Regions from separate parts of the Homo sapiens genome. Here region 2 is linked to region 1. Evidence: read pairs that join two places in POLR2A ChIA-PET (ENCODE). Cell type or tissue: PC-3. All regions are shown on one strand. Links, peaks and the distances in the headings refer to the core of each region. The heading gives the core; the rest is flanking DNA. Region 1 overlaps NRF1 (nuclear respiratory factor 1). Region 2 overlaps UBE2H (ubiquitin conjugating enzyme E2 H).

Region 1 (9,941 bases), core at 1,362-9,361:
TGTGGAAAGTAGTATAGTGAAAGCCCCGTTGCTCATGTATTTACTTCGTCAACATATAACTATTTAACACTATTGGATACAAGGTATGAGATAAGGATTCCATCTGAGTCCTTTGGGGTTTCAGGGTTCAAAACTGGGAATCCCAAAGGACTAAGGGGAAATGAGAGCCCTGAACTGAGGCAGGAGAACAAAGGAGGCAGACACTGGGGCTGGAGAGACAATAGGATGAAGTCAACATAACTTCAGGGGCCACAGCCTGCAGCCTGGCTGGAAGCCAGATGTGCTTCACAGTCACAGGTCTGAGGGCAGCAGCTCTTTGTTACATACCTCAGATGATAATGTGTTTTTAGTCTCATAGGAGCTTGTAGAAAATTTAAAAAAAAATTTTTTTTATGAGACCTTCCCAAAGACTCTTCCTTTATCCAGTTAAGCTTCAGGAATACAAAAAAATTATGGTATCTTGTCTGGGACTATTTTTGCAACCCAACTGAAGGCCCAGTGACCTTATAGCAAACATTTTGAAAATTAGCCAAGTGTGGTGGCACACACCTGTGATCCCAGCTACTTGGGAGGCTGAGGTGGGAGGATCACTGGAGCTCAGGAATTCGAGGCTGCAGTGAACAAACCTGCGTGACAGAGCAAGACCTTGTTTCAAAGAACAAAACAAAATAAAACTCTAATGGCTCCTGCAAATACCCTAAACACCCTCCATCTCTGGTAATTATAAAATGTTTGTTAATGTGTTACCTGTATATGTATATTTAAAATATTTTATATTTCAGCCTGGGCAACATGTAAGACCCTGTCTCATTCAAGTGTGTGTGTGTGTGTGTGTGTGTGTGTGTGTGTGTGTGTGTGTGTGTATGAAAAATAAGCAAAAGACCTGGTCCCTATGCTCAGCAATGTCATGCACTGGTTGTGTATAGTGTATTCTGGAAATAACAGTATAAGTGACACATGTTTATTTGTGTCAGTAGGAATTTAAAGGAGGAAGAGAATTATGGCAAGGATACTTGGGAAGTTTTTTCAGAGCAAGTGGGAATTGAATTGGGCCTAGAAAAATGGAAAATATTTGGATAAGAAGCAGATTTATGTGGTGGCTCATGTCTGTAATCCCAGCACTTTGGGAGGTCTAGGTGGGCAGATCACTTGAGGTCAGGAGTTTGAGACCAGCCTGGTTGAAACCCTGTCTGTACTAAAAATGCAAAAAAATAGCCGGGCATGGTGGCAGGCACCTGTAATCCTGGCTACTCAGGAGGCTGAGGCAGGAGAATCTCTTGAACCCAGGAGATGGAGGTGGCAGTGAGCCGAGATCACACCACTGCACTCCAGCCTAGGCAACAGAGTAGGACTGTATCTCAAAAAAAAAAAAAAAAAAAAGGTCTTTAGAAGTTTCAAAGAAGAGAACTTGCTAGATGCCAAGGTGAGCGACGAGGTTGGGCAGCTAAAGAAGGAAGAAGGTGAGCAAAGTTGCTCAGTATAGGACTCCATGGAGGTTGTATGCTGGGAGCTCAAGAGGTGTCATTCACATAGTCTCCAGGGTTAGGCAGGCACAACTTTATCTGGAGGCTCTGGCAAAGGAGTATTGGAAAAATAAATAATTGGAAAGATTGAAATGCTGGCCAGAGAAACTTGGACTTTGTCCTATAAGAAGTGAGGAACTATAGCAGTTTCTTGAGAAAAAAAGATAAATGATAGTGATGTGGCTAAATATACCAGCTTTAGAGCTACATAAAAATTTGTTTGATTTTTGGCTACACTTCTTACTAGTTAATATGATTTGGAGAAAGTTACTTAAGTTTATTAAGCCTCAGTTTTCTTATTTGCAAAATGAACATAATATTTTCCTTATAGAATTATGGTAAGGATTATTTGAGACAACACATGTAGTGCTTGGCACAAAGTAAGTGCTCAATAAACGGTGTTTGATGACAATAAGTGTTTCCAAAATTTCAAATGGCAGTGGTATACAAGATGAATTGAGGCAAGAGAATGGTAACTGATTTTGATTTAAGTGGTTGTTTACCTTAGTTGTGCAACCAATTGACATGTTGGTATGAAGTGACAAAGGCGTAAGCTATGGTTTTTGGAATAGGAGGCATAAGTTGGAACACAAACCTGTATTTTATCTCATCTGTGACACCATTGATTATAAGATGTGCTGTTATTTGTGTACTATGAAGAAAGAAAAAACATTGATAAATGTTGACACAATGCTATCACTTAGAATTTTTATTTTCTACTTATTGAAAGAGCTCTTTCAAGGCTTAGACATAGCTTTTAATCATATATCATTTTTGTATACATATATAAAAAGGAAAATGTAAGTGAAATAAGGTATTCCTAAAACTTCTTCACATTCAGAGTCCAACCCTTTTGAATTACTTCTTGTTTCAGTCATCATTGTCTGTGTTTTTTCATGTAATATTGTCCTCTGTGCCATCATGAAAACAGGCAATGCTATATTTCTTTAAAAAGTGCTCTGTTATTGTCTGAATTTTTGCCCCCAAGCAGCAACAGGTTTGATGCAAGTCCTTTTTTTTTTTTTTTTGAGGCGGAGTCTCACCCTGTTGCCCAGGCTGGAGTACAATGGTGCAAATCTCAGCTCACTGCAACCTCCACCTCCCGGGTTCAAGCAATTCTCCTACCTCAGCCTCCCAAGTAGCTGGGATTACAGGCGCCCACCACCACGCCCAGCTAATTTTTGTATTTTTAGTATAGACAGGGTTTCACCATGTTGGTCAGGCTGGTCTCGAACTTCTGACCTCAGGTGATCTGCCCGCCTCGGCCTCCCAAAGTGCTGGGATTACAGGCGTGAGCCACCGTGCCTGGCGATGCTTCTTGATCTTAACAGAAATTGTCATTGGGAAGGTAGTAGACAACAGCCAAGACTCACATTCTCTTCTGAAATGGTGCTAAATGATTTGTTGAGTAAAAAGGCCAGGGATAGCAAACATGTTCACATGGCTGCAGGCAATGACAGCTATGCCCTGTTGTTGCCTTGTCCATAGCAATTTTAAGATGTATCCCAATTTCAGAAGACTGATAAATATGAAAGAAAAATGCATCTCAGAATTGATAGATCAGATAGAATTAAAACATGAGGTCAGTAATTCTGAGAAGGTTACTTAACTTTAGTAAGCAAGCTTAGATAGAAATGCTTTGGTAATACCTGAAGTTGTTTTGTTGCAAATTACTTAGGGATGCTCTACTAGCACTAAAAAACAAACAAACAAAAGATGTTTTAAAAGAATTATATAGCACTGATAAGCTGACTCATAAAAATGGCTGAAATTGTTTGAAACTGGCTAATAAAGAAGTAGTAACCTAATGATTTTCCATTTTTGAATGCCAGGTGTTTCTAAAAGCCAGATGAAGTTTGTTTTTATTTTAAAATTATTTATTTTTGAGACAAGGTCTGGCTCTGTCACCCTGGCTGGAGTGGCACTATCTTGGCTCACTGCAACCTCCACCTCCTGGGCTTAAGCCATCCTCCTACCTCAGCCTCCCGAGTAGCTGGGACCACAGGTGCGCACTACCATGCCTGGCTAATTTTTGTATTTTTAGTAGACACAGGGTCTCACCATGTTGCCTAGGCTGGTCTCAAACTCCTGGGCTCAAGGGATCTGCCTGCCTCAACTTCCCAATGTGCTGGGATTACAGGTGTGAGCCACTGCACACAGCCTGTTTTTCTAATATGATCATTCTTCCTATTGGCTTATACCTAATAGAAGGATTTAACCTTATAAACCTTAAAGTTCTAAGACCAGAAGCTAGGTGTATTAGTCCGTTTTCACACTGCTATAAAGAACTAACTGTGACTGGGTAATTTATAAATAAAAGAGGTTTAATTGACTTACAGTTCCACATGGCTAGGGAGGCTTCAGGAAACTTAACAATCATGGCAGAAGGGGAAGCAAGGCACGTCTTACATAGTGGCAGGAGAGAGACAGAGAGAGAGACAAAGAGAGACAGGTGCGGAGAGGGAATGCCGGTGGAACTGCCAAACACTTTTAAACCATCAGCTCTTATGAGAACTCACTATCACGAGAACAACATGGGAGAAACTGCCCCCATGATCCAGTCACCTCCCACCAGGTCCCTCCCTCAGAATGTAGGAATTACAATCAAGATGAAATTTGGGTGGGGACATAGAGCCAAACCATATCACTAGGCTTATAAGATTCATTTGTGTGTGTGTGTGTGTGAGTAGGCAGCATAAATACTATCTAGACTACAGGAACATAGCAGAAAATACAATCCTGTAAAGTTGCTGTGGCAACATCAGCTGCTTATGTTGCAATAAATATAATGGCAATAATTTTTGAAACTTTATTTTTTATTAGAGACCAGGATACAACTGAATCTCTGGAAAGATAATGAGTCTACCAGTTTGTGCTATTTTTCTCTTATCCCCTTAGTTATTGACCTATTTGGAGGATTCTTCAACTGCAGAAGTTGCACCATGTAGCCAGTAATAATATTTATTTTTCCAGATGCTTGGGGTAGAGTATGGGAATTTTTCTTTTTTAATCCACATAATGAGGTATTTATAAGGAAGTGTATAGAGTCCAGCCCACTCAGCAGACAACCCAGGATTCAAACATTGCTGGAACTTCTAGTCAAACCTCATTTTCTCTTCCATTTGTTTCCCTAAAATAGTGCCTTGAGCCCAGAAAGCAAGTTAATTTCCTAGCCCACTTGTCACATTTCCATAATTCCATGGCTTCTTTGTTATTCCCAGAGGTATCCTCATACCCCTTGTGTATTCTCCTAAGTGAATGAACCCATTTTTTCCTCTCCCAAGTTCCAGGCATTCAGATGAACCCATTATATTGGTGGTTGGAAGACCCAGCGTCTGTCCACCCTTTCTGTTCATGATCGAATGTGTGCATGTCCAGTGTGTTACTGTTAAGTTGAGACATGTAACTGGCAGTAGTGGGAATGCAGACAACGAACAACAATATCTGGTTCCAACCTGGGCTAGAGCTAAAGGCGTCATGGGTTGGAGGTTCACTTCTGTCACCAAGCCCTACCAGAAGCAAGGGAGATTTGACCTATGGGGCTCCCTTTGGCCCGGGCCTTACCAGTAGTGGCACTCAGCTACAACATACACCTATCAGTTTTTTTTCTCTGATTCTTTTCAGTCCAGTCTCTTGTATGCTTGAATCTCCTGTCTGTTTGGTAGTCTGGCTTTGCAGGAATGTAGCAGCAGTTTTGAATGAATTGGTTACTTTAAGTTTTAGAAATGTAAGTCCTTGAAGATCTTGAAAATGATTTTGGTGATGAGCTGCCACAGCTGGTTGTTCAAGCAATGGCCTGGGAAATGCAGAACCATGAATACCATGCCTGTTAGACCTGGAACAGGCAATGGCACCCTCATTGAGAAAATGTGATTTTGACTAAGAAGCAGTATTTCTGGAAAATTTTTTCACTGGCTCTCTTCTATTGTTGTTACCTGCAATTTCATCATCTTTTCATTTAATTATGTTCAGTATGATGTCTTTGGGACCAGTGGGTATTTTTATTTGCTTGTAGAAGTGTTTGTTTTTAAGGCTATGCAATGGCTCAGGAAGGCCAGCCCCACCCACTCTCTTGTTGCTTGGCACCAATCCTCCCTGGTTGTTGGGCATCTTGTTTACTTCTGCCCTTAATTCCCTGCAGGTGCGTAAGTACAAGAGCATGATCCTGGAAGACCTGGAGTCTGCTCTGGCAGAACACGCCCCTGCGCCACAGGAGGTTAACTCAGAACTGCCGCCTCTCACCATCGACGGAATTCCAGTCTCTGTGGACAAAATGACCCAGGTGAGGGGTGGGAGGTGAGGAGGAGACTCAAAGACAAGTGGCACAGGTGTGGGCGGGCCTCTGATCACTTTTCTGCATTTTGTCCTCAGTGATCTGACCAGGGAGTGAGATGCTGACTGGAGTCTTGTAGTGAAACAGTAGCAGCCTTGGAAAAGACATTATAGTGCCAGAAAAGTGCTCCCAACCAAGGGCATGGCTGTGGTCTCCTCTTTCTTCTGGCAGTTTTTTTTTCCCTTTCACTTGGGCCTTTGGGTTGGATTTAAAAAAAAACAAAAAAACTTTTAGCTTGGGGTTGGTCTGAACAAAAGAACATTAGGAGTTTAATGAATCACAGTCAAGGTAGCCAAGTAAACTTTTAGCCCTCGGGCTGCTCTGCTCCTCTTTCAATGTAAATTCTAAATACTTCCATAATTATTACTAAGTACAGCTTCCTTCCGCAAGAATGTAAAAGTCAGAGTGACAGTCTTCTGAGTCGTTGATTTCCTCTTCCTTTTTAAAATTTTTATTTAAATTTTACGATTTCTAAAGATGAGGGTCTCACTGTGTTGCCCAGGCTGATCTCAAACTCCTAGGCTCAAGCGATCCTCCTGCCTCAGCCTCCCAAAGTGCTGGGATTACAGGCATGAGCCACTGTGCCAGCCTGATTTCCTCTTCCTTTAAGAAGGGAAGTCAAAAATGTACTTAGCATGATAAATCAGCATACCTTAGTAATTTTTATGAAATTATCCCCTTTATATATTTTTAGTTTAGCTTCATCAAAATCAAACACCTTTTTAACATATTTTCCCACCCTATTTATTTATTTATTATTATTATTATTTTTTTTTTTTTTTGAGACAGAGTCTCGAGCTGTGGCCCAGGCTGGAGGGCAGTGGTGTGATCTTGGCTCACTGCAACCTCCGCCTCCTGGGTTCAAGCGCTACTCGTGCCTCCGAATAGCTGTGATTATAGGTGCGGGCTACCACACCTGGCTAATTTTTGTTTTTTTAGTAGAGATGGGGTTTTGCTGTGTTAGCCAGGATCGTCTCAAACTCCTGACCTCATGTGATCCGCCTGCCTCGGCCTCCCAAAGTGCTGGGATTACAGGCGTGAGCCACCACACCCAGCCCACCCTATTTCTTTATTAATTTACTTCTATCTTGCTAAATCCACTTGTCAGGTTTTTTTCCTTATCTTATTCAGTCTTCAGCAGCATTTGACATAGTTGATTACTCCTTAAAGCATCTTCTCTCTGTCTCTTGACCACACCCTCTTCTGAAGATCCTCATCCTTCACTAGGTGCTCCCCTCATCCCTTCTGGGGCCCCTCTTCCTCTTCTTACCTGATCATCGATATGCTGTTTTCACCCAGTTTACCCTCACTGTTAGATGTCTGGTCCTCACACGCCCCAAACAGAACCTTTGGTTGTTCCTACTCTCCACTCCACATCTGTTCCTCTCCAGGCGTTCCCCATATCAGTTAATCGAACTACTGTCCATCTGGTTGCTCAAGTCCCAGTATAGAAGTAATCCTGATTTCCTTGTTTTGCCCTCTCCCTCCACATTCCCCTGCCACCCTCCCGGTGGCAGGTCATGTCAGTTCACCTCTGAAATGTACCCTGACTCTGGCCATTCTTCTCACTTCCCATCAGCACCCAAGTCCAAGCCTTTAGCATCTCTCATATAGCCTATCCACTGTGGTCTGCTGCAGTCCATTCTCCATGTAGCCATCATAGTAGTTTTTTAAAAAACTTAAATCATGCCGGACGTTGTAGCTCATGCCTGTAATCAAGAGGAGGATCCCTTGAGTCCAGGAGTTCGATATCAGCCTGGGCAGCAGGCTGGTATTTTTTTTGTCTCTACAAAAAATACAAAAATTAGCTGGGGCCATGGTGGTGTATGCATGTAGTCTCAAATACTTGGAAGGCTGAGGTGGGAGGATCGTTTGAGCCCCAGAGGTTGAGGCTGCAGTGAGCCGAGATTGTGCCACTGCACTCCAGCCTAGGTGACAGAGCGAGATCCTGCCTCAAATAAATGAGTGAATAATGAATGAATGAATGAATAAATTTATTTATTTATTTAATTCAGGCCATATCACTTCCTTGTTTAAGCCCTGTAATGGTTTTCCACTATTCCTAGAATCAAATTCAGACTCTGCCATGGCTTTGAAGGCCCTATGTAATCTGACCTCTTCCTGCCTCATCATCTTCCCCTCAGTCACTGGGCTGCGGCCACTGTAGCCCTCTTTTCCTCAAACACCCTGCATCCGTTATTTTGCTTTTGCTGTTCCCTTTGCCTGAGTATTGTTCTCCCAGATGATTGCATGATGGACTTTATCTTATTCAAAGTCTAGCTCAAATATCACCTCTGAGACAAGCCTTTCTTGATTATCCCACCTAAATGAAGCTTTCTTCTCCCTACCAAGCCACTAATACATCCTCTGTGTTCTTGTCTGTATAACACTTGTTACTACCTGGAATTGTCTCATTTATTAACTTGTATACTTATTTGTGGTCTCCCCAGCTAGAATTTCAGGAATTTAGTTTCTGTCCTTTACTTCTGTTCAGTATAGCTGCTCAGCTTCTGAAATAACATGTTATCTAAATAATAGTATCTGTTCAGTAAATGACTTCAGAGTTAGAGCAAAAATGAGTTAAGCGCAGTGGTGGGGAACAGGATCGCAAGTCCCCTGGGCAGTTGTTTACTCAGTGTGGACGCTGACGCTGCTGCTCAGGGGTGGCACTTTTATTTTTTATTCCATCTGAACCAGCAACTTGGTCTGAAGTAATACTATATTTTATAAATATAAACCTAAATAGTGATCTTTTGATTGTTGGATTCATAGCCCTTTCTGTGGACACTGGAAGGATCTCTAAATAGTGGTTCAGAAAGGAAAGCATATCTAAACCAAGCTTGTCCAACCCACGTCCCGCAAGACGCATGTGACCCAGAATGGCTTTGAATGTGGCCCAACACAAATTCGTAAACTTTCTTAAAACATTATGAGATTTTTTGGCGTTTTTTTTTTCTTCAGCTCATTGGCTGTTATTAATGTTAGTGTATTTTATGTGTGGCCCAAGATAATTCTTCCTCTAATGTGGCCTAGGGAAGCCAAAAGATTGGACACCCCGATCTAAACTTTTCTTTACTGTCTTTTTACAGTTTCTATTATTCTGTTTCTAGAGGCATTCTGACTGGTTCAAGTAAAGAAAACATAAAGTGAATTATTTTTATCTAGTTGATGTGAAGAATCTACTCTGTCTCAGATGTAAAGTACATCTACTGCCTAAGCCTTTGGTTTCTAATACTGTGTTAGGTAAACTCCTCTCCTGTGATGGGTATTTTTTGTTCTTTGTCACATTTGGTGTGTTAGGGTAAAGCAGTCTGAGGTTTTGATTATATTATATCATCGTGGATTGGCCACAAAAGTCAGCAAACAGTTTAGTTATTATCATTTTGGAGGTAAGACATTTGAAAGTGTTGTTTTCCATATTTGTCAAAACCACACTCAGTAGAGCTTGGTGTGCTGGTGAATGAGGAGCTGGATCTCAGTTGTCAAACTCATAGATACTTTGTTGGAGGTGCACATTTTCTCTATCATATGCTCCCTCTTTCCCCTTCTTACCAAAGATGATGACTAAAAAGTCAACCATAACAAATAAAATAAAACAAACAAATGAGGAGGAAGAGGGAGCAGGATGATGAAAAACCCAGCTCCCAATTGAATGGGAATTTCCAAGTATTTGGATCCTGGCATTTTCCCCCCTCAACGTTTTATTGTTGTTTGTTTTCATTGAATACTTTTTTCTTAACTTGAGCTAAATAGCTCCTCTTTGTCTCTGTCTCTCTTTTTTTTTGGGGATGGAGTCTCACTCTGTTGCCCAGGCTGGAGTGCAATGGCACGATCTCGGCTCACTGCAACCTCCGCCTTCCAGATTGAGGCAATTCTCCCACCTCAGCCTCCTGAGTAGCTGGGACTACAGGCATGCGCCACCATGCCTGGCTAATTTTTTTTGGATTTTTAGTAGAGACAGGGTTTCACCACGTTGACCAGACTGCTCTTGAACTCCTGACCTTGAGTGATTCTCCCATCTTGGCCTCCCAAAGTGCTGGGATTGCAGGCACGAGCCACTGCGCCCAGCCAATAGCTCTCTTTTA
Region 2 (9,941 bases), core at 609-8,608, 230 kb after region 1:
ATGGCCAAACCACCTGCAAAAGTTCCATTTGCGGCTGGGAGCGGTGGCTCACACCTGTAATTCCAGCACTTTGGGAGGCCAAGAAGGGGGATCAAGAGGTTAAGAGATCAAGACCATCCTGGCTAACACGGTGAAACCCCATCTCTACCAAAAATACAAAAAATTAGCCAGGAGTGGTGGCGGGCGCCTGTAGTCCCAGCTACTCTGGAGGCTGAGGCAGGAGAATGGCGTGAACCTGGGAGGCGGAGCTTGCAGTGAGCCGAGATCACACCACTGCACTTCAGCCTGGGCGACACAGCAAGATTCCGTCTCCAAAAAAAAAAAAAAAAACACAGCTGGGCATGGTGGCAGGTGCCTGTAGTCCCAGCTACTGGCAGGAGAATTGCTTGAACCTGGGAGGTGGAAGTTGCAGTGAGCCGAGATCGTGCCACTGCACTCCGGCCTGGCAACAAAGCGAGACTCCGTCTCAAACAAACAAACAAAAAGTTCCATTTGCTGGGTCTCACATGTTGCCTACAAATTCGAGATTATGCTGTTTTTCATTTTATTTTAGAACAGTCACCTTGTATCCAACTGATCCAGCCCACTTTTACTGCCAAGGTGTTAACATGCATTACATTTGCTGAAGACAGAAAGAAAATGAAATAGTCCCAGCCCCTACCCTGAGGACACACCCTCACATCCCTACTCCTTCTCCATCAGCTAAACTGTGTGTGTGCAGATGTGTGTGTGCCTGCTGGAGTCTGGGGTGCAGGGAGGTTGGTGGTAACAAAAGACCATGAGGCTGAGACAATCAACTAGCCAGGGTTTTCTGAGAAGAAAGGGCACAGGCAGGGACACTGGGCAATACATGCTTCTGTCTAGTTCTTTTCATCTCAAGCATGGTTCACGCAGTAAAAGGTCTCCCTGGACTAAATCCTGAACTAATAAAAAGCCTTTATTTTAGAGAGAGCAGGGAAGTATGTAATTGTTAAATATCAAGGAGCTAGGAAACACAATTAAAACTTTGAACTGGGAGGTGAAAAGGAGGGGTAAAAAAACAACAACTTTGAACTGTAAGGTTTAAAAAAGTTAACCTACCTGCATAGGATTCTCCTAAATTAAAAATAGGATCTACACAATGCTCAGTGTTGCCCCTGCATCTCAATGAACATACCAACATACCTTTGAATACGCTCCTTAACACTAGCACAAGTGTGAGACTTCTCACCAAAAGCTAGTATCAAGTATGCACACGCGAATAAGTGCTTACTATTCCATGCTATGGTTCACATCTATTCTTTTAAGGCACTGAGAATTTCAAAACACGACTCTCTGTAATTTGCTCTCCAAAAACTGCTTTTATTAGACACTGGCAGGCCTCAAACTTTCATGTCTTAAAGCAAGACAAATGCTCCTATTAAAAAGGGACTGGCAGCCCAGGAATGCCAAAAGCTGCAAGAAGTCCAAAGCAATCTCTCATATCATCACCTTTATATATACATGCACGCACATACAGTTGATTAACAGGAGGCACTCCAGCTTTCTAAAGGAAGTTCTTTTAACTATATCCATACTTGCTACATACAATGTAGCAAGAGTAAGAGATAAAGACTGAAAGTATCCTCATGAAAGACATTGTCCAAAAAATCCAAATTCTTTTTTTTTTTTTTTTGAGACAGTCTTGCTCTGTCACCCAGGATGGAGTGCAGCAACACAATCAAGACTCACTGCAACCTCTGCCTCCTGGGTTCAAATGATTCTCATGCTCAACCTCCTGAGTAGCTGGGATTACAGGCATGTGCCACCACACCCAGCTAATTTTTGTATTTTTATTAAAATAGAGACAGGGTTTTGCCATGTTGGTCAGGCTCAAGTGCCCGGCCCCAAAATCCAAATTCTTAAAATTACCAACCTGTACAAAGCTATACCTATTCATATTTGACAATAAAAAACACCTGTGAAGACCATTTGTTGTCCCACTGAAAACTAAGGAGCATGGGCTGGATGCTTGAGGCCAGGAGCTCACAACCAGCCTATACAATGTAGACCCTTTCTCTATGTATATGTTTAACATGTAAGAAAGAAAAGAAAGAAGGCTGTGCACTGTGGTTCTTGCCTGTGATCCCAGCACTTTGGGAGGTTGAGGCAGGTAGATCACTTGAGCCCGGGAGTTTGAAATCAGCCTGGGCAACATGGTGAAACCCCATCTCTACAAAAAAATACAAAATTTAGCCAGGTGTGGTAGTATACGCCTATAGTACCAGCTACTGAGGTGGCTGAGGTAGAAGGATCACTTGAGCCCGAGAGGTCGAGGCTGCAGTGAGCTATGATTGTGTCACTGCACTCAAGCCTGGGTAACTGAGCAAGACCTTGTCTCAAAAACAAAAACAAAGTAAAAAAAAAAAAAAAAAAAAAGCACCAAAAAACAAGGCACATGGATGAAAGGAAATGTGTCATATGCTAGGAAAGAATAGAAAATGACCAACTCTAGTTCAAAGGAAATATAATAATTTCTATTATCTACCTGTTTCAAAAAGACTATAGTAAACAGCTAAGCTAATGCGTTTGAAACTGAAATTAAGACAAAAACTTGATTGACCATCACGTTTAATACCAGAATCCATTCCTAGACTTGTAAAAACAAAATAAAACTCCTGTTAACACCCTACTTAAAACCTTCAATGAGTCTGGTGCCGGCAGCATACAACTCCACCTGCCTCCATATCTGCAGGCTCTCCTCTGCTTATTCCTTGGCCTCACCAATCCTGGGACTCTACAGTCATGAACACTCATTAAGTTTCTTGAATAATGTGGTTTTACAGCTCTATGCCTTTGCCTCCCCTCCACCCGGAATGCCCCTCAACTCCACAGCTCTCTGAAAATGCCCACTCATCTTTCAAGACCAAGGTCAAACTTCATCTCTTGGAACAGCCCCATTTCCCTAGGCAGGCTGCACATTGCACCCCGTTGTGTGTCCCTTTGCCACTCACTGGGAGACAAAGTTCATCTCTCTCCTAGAATGCAAGCTCCCTAGAATAGGAAAGCCATGTCTCACCTCTCTTGTTACCATCTTTACTGCTTTGCACAGGGTCTGACAGAAAGAAGGCACCAAAAATATTTGACTAGAAAATAAACTGAGAAAACACTGGGATACCATTTCACATCCATCAGATAGGCAAAATGTTAGAAAGCTGGATAAATGATGGTGTGGATATGAATAAACAGGAACTCTCATATGTTGCTGATGGGAATGTGAGTTTGGTAAAATTACTTTGAAGAGTGATATTTTTCATCTCTCGCCAAGCTGAAAATGAGCACTGTCAAAGCAGCAATTCTGCTTCAGGTTACATACATTAGACTATTATTTGTCAAATATTGTCCTGATCAGCTTATTTTTAAATGAAGGGATATTTATTCATATCTCAAGTATGCATCTCTCACATTGTATGCGTAAATATTTTTTCAGGGTAAATATTTTATAAAACTATAATTTCTATTACATGTAAATATTTATGCATATATATATGAACATTATGCAAATAAACACACACATATTTTGGGTATCAATGTAAAATACATTTCTTACTGTGTCTAGTGAACAAAAAAGGCTTGAAAAACACTATCCCAGAAAAACACATATGTGCTCAAAAAGACACTCATAAATGTTAATTATGACACTGTATATAACGGTGAAAAACTGGAAATAACCTAAATGTGCATTAACAAAATGGAAAAAATATGGTACACATATAACTCAATATAAATGAACTGGAAACAAATGAAGTAAAGCTACTAGAATACTTCTAATAATATCAATAAATCTTAAAAGTAATATTGAATCAAAATGTATATTTATATAAACATACAAAATACTACATACATACATATATGAGAAAATAAACATGAATGGTATGATGACAATTCAAGAAGACAGGGAGGGAAGCGGAATCAGGAAAGACATCACAGGAGGCTTTAGTGTAACTTCAGGTGTTATTACCTCAAAAAAAAGTTCTGAAGACAATGTTAAAATCTGACAACTGGGAAATGGATGCTGTTCATTATTTTATTCCACATATTTGTTGTGGTGCTTAAAATATTTTGTCATTGAAAACAATGTAATAAACAAATGACTAGAAAAAGTCAAAAAAAAAAAAAAAAAAAAAAGCAATCTTTAAAATGTCCTGGTGTTGGCCGGGCACAGTGGCTCACTGTTTAGGTGGTCAAAGTGGGAGGATCACTTGAGGCCAGGAGTTTGAGAACAACCTGGACAACCTATCAAGACTCTCTGCCTCTAAAAAAAAAAAGTCCTGGTGTTTATAGTTCCAAATCAATATATATTACACGTGATTTTTTTTTTTAAAGCTAACATTGGTGTGCTTATGTGTTAGATACTGTGCTAACCACTACTACACAATTTCACTTACTTGGTAACAATGACCCTTTGCAGCAGGTACCATTATTTTCTGCTAGACTGTGTCACTGTCTCTGATCTTTACTCTTGAGGGTCCAATTGTACTCATCATTCTATATTTTCTAAGGGCAGAAAAATGGACTCATCTATTTAGAGACAGGGTCTCACTCTGTCACCTAGGCTGGAGTGCATTGGTGCAATCATAGCTCACTGCAGGATCAACCTGCTGGGCTCAAGCAAACTTTTTAAAATATGCAGCTACAAAAGCAAATTTAAACCCTAATTTAAAAGCTGATTTTGCCGGGCATGGTGGCTCACGCCTGTAATCCCAGCACTTTGGGAGGCCGAGGCGGGCGGATGACTTGAGGTCAGGCGTTCAAGACCAGGCTGGCCAACACAGTGAAACCCTGTCTCTACTAAAAATACAAAAAATTAGCCAGGCATGGTGGCACACGTCTGTGGTCCCAGCTACTTGGGAGGCTGAGGCAGGAGAATCACTTGAACCTGGGAGGCAGAGGTTGTAGTGAGCTGAGATCACGCCACTGCATCTAGCCTGGGCAACAAGAGACTCTGTCACAAAAAAAAAAAAAAAAAAAAAGCTGACTTCATAAATTATTAGAATGAATGAGAACATTTTTCCCACTAACATTGCATGGGTTTCAAACCAATCTTTTTGGCGCTAACTTTGTCTAATTACTGTTGTTTAAAATGTAAAAATACAGGCTTTCTTTCTTTGAAAGTGGCTAGACAAAACATCTCACCATTTCAATATTTCCTCTATGGATATTACATGATATAATTGAAGTTACTATTAATATCCTCTGGTGTGATAATGGTACTGTGTTTATGTAAGAAAAGTCCTTATTCTTTTTTAATTTTTTTTTTTTAGACAGTCTCACTTTGTCACCCAGGCTGGAGTGCAGTGGCACGATCTCGGCTCACTGCAACCTCTGCCTCCTGGGTTGGAGCAATTCTCCTGCCTCAGCCTCCTGAGTAGCTGAGACTACAGGTGTGCACCAGCCACCACGCCTGGCTAATTTTTGTATTTTTAGTAGAGATGGGTTTCTGCCATGTTGGCCAGGCTGGTCTTGAACTCCTGACCTCAGGTGATCCACCCACCTCAGCCTCCCAGAGTGCTAGGATTACAGGCATGAGCCACCGTGCCTGGCCTTTTAATTTTTATTTTGAGATGGAGTCTTGCTCTGGCACCCAGGCTGGAATGCAATGGCATGATCTCGGCTCACTGTAACCTCTGCCTCTTGGGCTCAAGTGATTCTCCTGCCTCAACCTTCTGAGTAGCTGGGATTACAGGCAGACGCCATCACGCCTGGCTAATTTTTGTAGAGATGGGATTTCAACATTTTGGCCATGCTGGTCTCGAACTCCTGACCTCAAGTGATCCACCCGCCTCGGCTTCTCAAAATCCTGAGGTTACAGGCATGAGCCACTGTGCCCAGAAAAACAGTCCTTATTCTTTGAAGATGCATGTTAAAGTATTTACACTGAAGTCTCACAGTATTTGCAAATTATAAATGGCTCAGCCAAAAATATGAGATAGCAAATATAGCAAAATATTGAGTCTACATAGTAGGGTGGTATACAGATATTTATTTATACTATTCTAATTATATGTATCTGAGTTATTTTGTTTTAGAGATGGGGATCTTGCTATATTGCCCAGACTGACTTGAACTCCTGGGCTTAAACGATCCTCCAGCCTCAGCCTCCCAAGTAGCTGGGACTACAAGTGCACACACAGTGCCTGGCTTGTATCTGAGATTTTTCTTTTTTTTCTTTTTTTTGAGAAGGAGTCTCGCTCTGTCGCCCAGGTTGGAGTGCAGTGGCATGATCTCGGCTCACTGCAAGCTCCGCCTCCCAGGTTCATGCTATTCTCCTGCCTCAGCCTCAGAGTAGCTGGGATTACAGGCACCCGCCACCAAGCCCAGCTAATTTTTTGTATTTTTAGTAGAGACAGGGTTCCACCGTGTTAGCCAGGATGTTCTCAATCTCCTGACCTCGTGATCCACCCGCCTCGGCCTCCCAAGTGCTGAAAGAAAAATTTCCAGTCCATAACTGTTAAACAAGAAACTTAATATTGCCATTATTATGCAATTCAATCTGAATTACCCTTATCAACTAACTTCCAAAATAAAATAAAGTTTTACCTGCTTTTCGTAAGTTTGGTTTTATTCACAACTATGTGGCAGCTAAAATAAAGATCTACAGTCATATCCATGTTAAAGGCCTACTACTATATTTTAACCAATAAATATTACTACCAACCCAGAGTTTGTTCTGCAATATCATTAATCATAATTTGAAGCAGCCCTCTCTTGCTATGGACAAGCTTAGACACTTTTTATGTGACTAGAAGTTATATAGTAATTTAGAAAATCATAAAACTGATAACCAATTTCCTCAATAACATTTCCAAGTAATAAGCCAAATTTAGGTTAAAGAATCTATAACACCTTGGCCAGATGTGGTGGCTCACACCTGTAATCTCAGGTAGGAGAGGTTCTAAAACATGGAAGCTTTCTGAAACCTATTGTTCATAATGCCAGGGATCAGGAACAGTGATGGAGAAATTTACTGGGTTGAAATTACAAAATTATTTGAAATAATTCTCACAAGGGCCTGTCCCATCCACTAAGCCATACTGTCTCTCTAGATGTATTCCACATGAAAAACAAAACTGAAACAAGACACGAGGGAACTGTAAGTTTCCATCAAGTGAACAAATAGATACTCTCACTCCACAGGATAGAATCAGAAGACATTCTTAACTAGCTCCCCATATTGGACAAGGGCCATTAACATCTTGACTCAACTCTACCATCCGTAACAACAGCAAAAACTGATTCATTCACAGAGTAGGCCAAAGTCTGACCTCAGCAGGGCAAACAAAGCATTTGAATTATTAGATAAGCAGATTATGAACACTGGATAGCATTTTAATAATTATACCTTCAGGATGGGCATGGTGGTTCACACTTGCAATCCTAGCACTTCAGGAGGCCAAAGTAATAGGATCACTTGAGCCTGGGAGTTAGAGATCAGCCTGGGCAATATAGTGAGACCCTGTCTCTACAAAAACATTTGTTTAAAATTATACTTTCACAATACTCCATCTAATTCCAGGGATCCATTTCTAGAAATGAAAGGATAACAACACATCATTACTAATGGCGTAAGACTGAGACTTTTCCTAGTTAACATTAACACAGGTTTCTGAATGTGAAATATTTCACTGCCACATTTTAAAATTCCAAATGAAGGTGTTAAAAGGTTTTCTACTTTGAACTTCTAAAAAAGCCCTAGTAAAAATTCATACCAAGAAGGTAATAAATTGCAGAATTTATCTAGTTTTACTGTGCATATTTCTCTGCAAAGAGAATAAGATTCAAAATGAGATTTTATGTCATAACTCTATCTTCAATTCTGTATTCCCTAGAAGGCAATACCAGGTATACATATGGTTGTGAAGGCCTTTTACATTCACACACACACACACACACACACACACACACAGAAAATAAGAGTTGCATGTATAATGTCTACATATAAAATCAGAATATTCAAGTTGGAGAGACTTAAAATCATCTAAACCAACTCCTTATTTGATAGATAAGGACACAGATAACCCAAGAAGGAAGTGAAAGCCCCAAGGTCTCTGAGCCGCACAGAGCCAAGGACGAAAGCCCTGGACGGTCCTCCAGGCAGTCTCCTTTCCTCCCAACACTCTGCCTCTCCTCTACCAACCTTCAACCACCGCTGAACTCCCAAATCAGGTCCTCTGAGTTAAAGGTTGAGGGTACAAGCTAAACTATGAATAAAAAAAAAAAAGTTTAACTTTTTGTTTTCCTTTAATGCTCAAGGTAAGTAATTTTATCACATAAGCCCAGTCCCCCAGCAAAGCAGAACCCGAAAGACATAAGATATTCACAAATGGCCAGGCACGGTGGTTCACGCCTATAATCCCAGCACTTTGGGAGGCCAAGGTGGGTGGATCACGAGGTCAGGAGTTCAAGACCAGCCTGGCCAAGATGGAGAAACCCCGTCTCTACTAAAAATACAAAAATTAGCTGGGCGTAGTGGCGAGCTCCTGTAATCCCAGCTACTCGGGAGGCTGACGAAGAGAATTGCTTGAATCCAGGAGGCAGAGGTTGCAGTGAGCCAAGATTACGCCACTGCACTCCAGACTGGGCAACAGAGCAAGACTCAGTCTCGAAAAAAAAAAGATATTCATAAACAAAAATTCACGGTGTTCTCCAGGTGGAAAAAAAACAAGAAAAAAATAAAATCCACAATGTGGGACAGTTCATGGGAGCTAGGCCTATACAATAATGCTCCCAAATATGTAAATGAAAGAAAAAAGCGAAACAACATTCACTGTGAAAGACACTGTACGTGATCCAACCCAGTATCCATTCTCTCCTTCTTACTATCAAAACCCCGATTGTATTCAGGGCAGTCAAAGAGCCTTGTTTCCCAGCCTTTCTTGCAACGAGACACTTCTAGCTCAGGATGATCAGGGCAATGTGTAGGGAGGGACACTCAGAAAAGTTCCTTTGGTCATTGGAGGAGGGGAATAGTCTCAGCTAGCTCTTAGCCTTCTGCCTATTCACCCCTTTCTTCCTCCCACTGCATGAAACAGTGACGTGATGGCAGAAGCGATGCCTTTAAGATTAAGTAATGCACTGAAGAGGGCTGGGAATACACACTGCGGCAATCTGGATTCCCTGATGACATGAAGCCCGCCCTTATCTGCCTCCCTAACTTACCATCACAACTACATTATTCCAGAACTGTTACTACCAGCCAACTACAATTCCTAACTGATCTGTCCAGTAAGCAATTACATGCTAAATACATTCACATACATTTCATATAAAATAACCTCAAAACAAATTATAAGTATTTCCTTCCTTTTTCGGTTGAGGAAACCAAGGCAAAGAGATAACAAATCCAATCTGTGACTGAAGCCTATAGTTATTCCACTGTATTTTACTTCTTCAAATGTCACACATCTGAAAAAGTCTATGATTTTTTCTTTTCAAGATAAAGGGTCTTGCTCTGTTGCCCAGGCTGGTCTGAAACTCCTGGCCTCGGCCCGGCACAGTGGCTCATGCCTGTAATCCCAGCACTTTGGGAGGCTGAGGTGGGTGGATCACCTGAGGTCAGGAGTTCGAGACCAGCCTGACCAACATGGAGAAACCCCTTCTCTACTAAAAATACAAAATTAGCCCAGTGTGGTGGCACATGCCTGTAATCCCAGCTACTCAGGAGGCTGAGGCAGGAGAATCGCTTGAACCCAGGAGGCAGAGGCTGCAGTGAGCTGAGATCACACCATTGCACTCCGCCTGGGCAACAAGAGCTAAACTCCGTCTCAAAAAAAAAAAAAGAAAAAAGAAACTCCTGGCCTCGAGTGATTCTCCCACCTCAGCCTCCTGAGTCGCTGAAATTACAGTCATGAGCCACCTGAAAAAGCAGAGGCATTTCAAAAAATTATCTCAATCATTCTCATATAATGTGCCACAAATCCATT

Evidence for each region. Peaks named below come from ENCODE experiments on the same cell type or tissue, not always from the same donor. Only the 100,000 strongest peaks of a DNase experiment are listed, where the experiment ranks them.
Region 2: POLR2A ChIA-PET joins it to region 1 with 5 read pairs; 2 of 35 experiments call an interaction of 5 or more read pairs at or near these places.

What each region holds. Positions count from the first base shown.
Region 1 is chr7:129,684,742-129,694,682 of GRCh38, forward strand. NRF1 (nuclear respiratory factor 1) reads left to right here. Exons shown (of 11, transcript NM_005011.5): 5 at 5,665-5,805. Among named protein-coding and RNA genes, the nearest start is that of NRF1, 78 kb to the left of the region's middle. RefSeq lists a silencer at 108-402. In PC-3, for the core only: no CTCF peak of the experiment used is centred there; a DNase peak (open chromatin) is centred at 6,170; H3K27ac peaks cover 1,470 bases.
Region 2 is chr7:129,916,725-129,926,665 of GRCh38, forward strand. The region is part of intron 1 of UBE2H (ubiquitin conjugating enzyme E2 H); the gene reads right to left. Among named protein-coding and RNA genes, the nearest start is that of UBE2H, 31 kb to the right of the region's middle. In PC-3, for the core only: no CTCF peak of the experiment used is centred there; a DNase peak (open chromatin) is centred at 7,237; H3K27ac peaks cover 347 bases.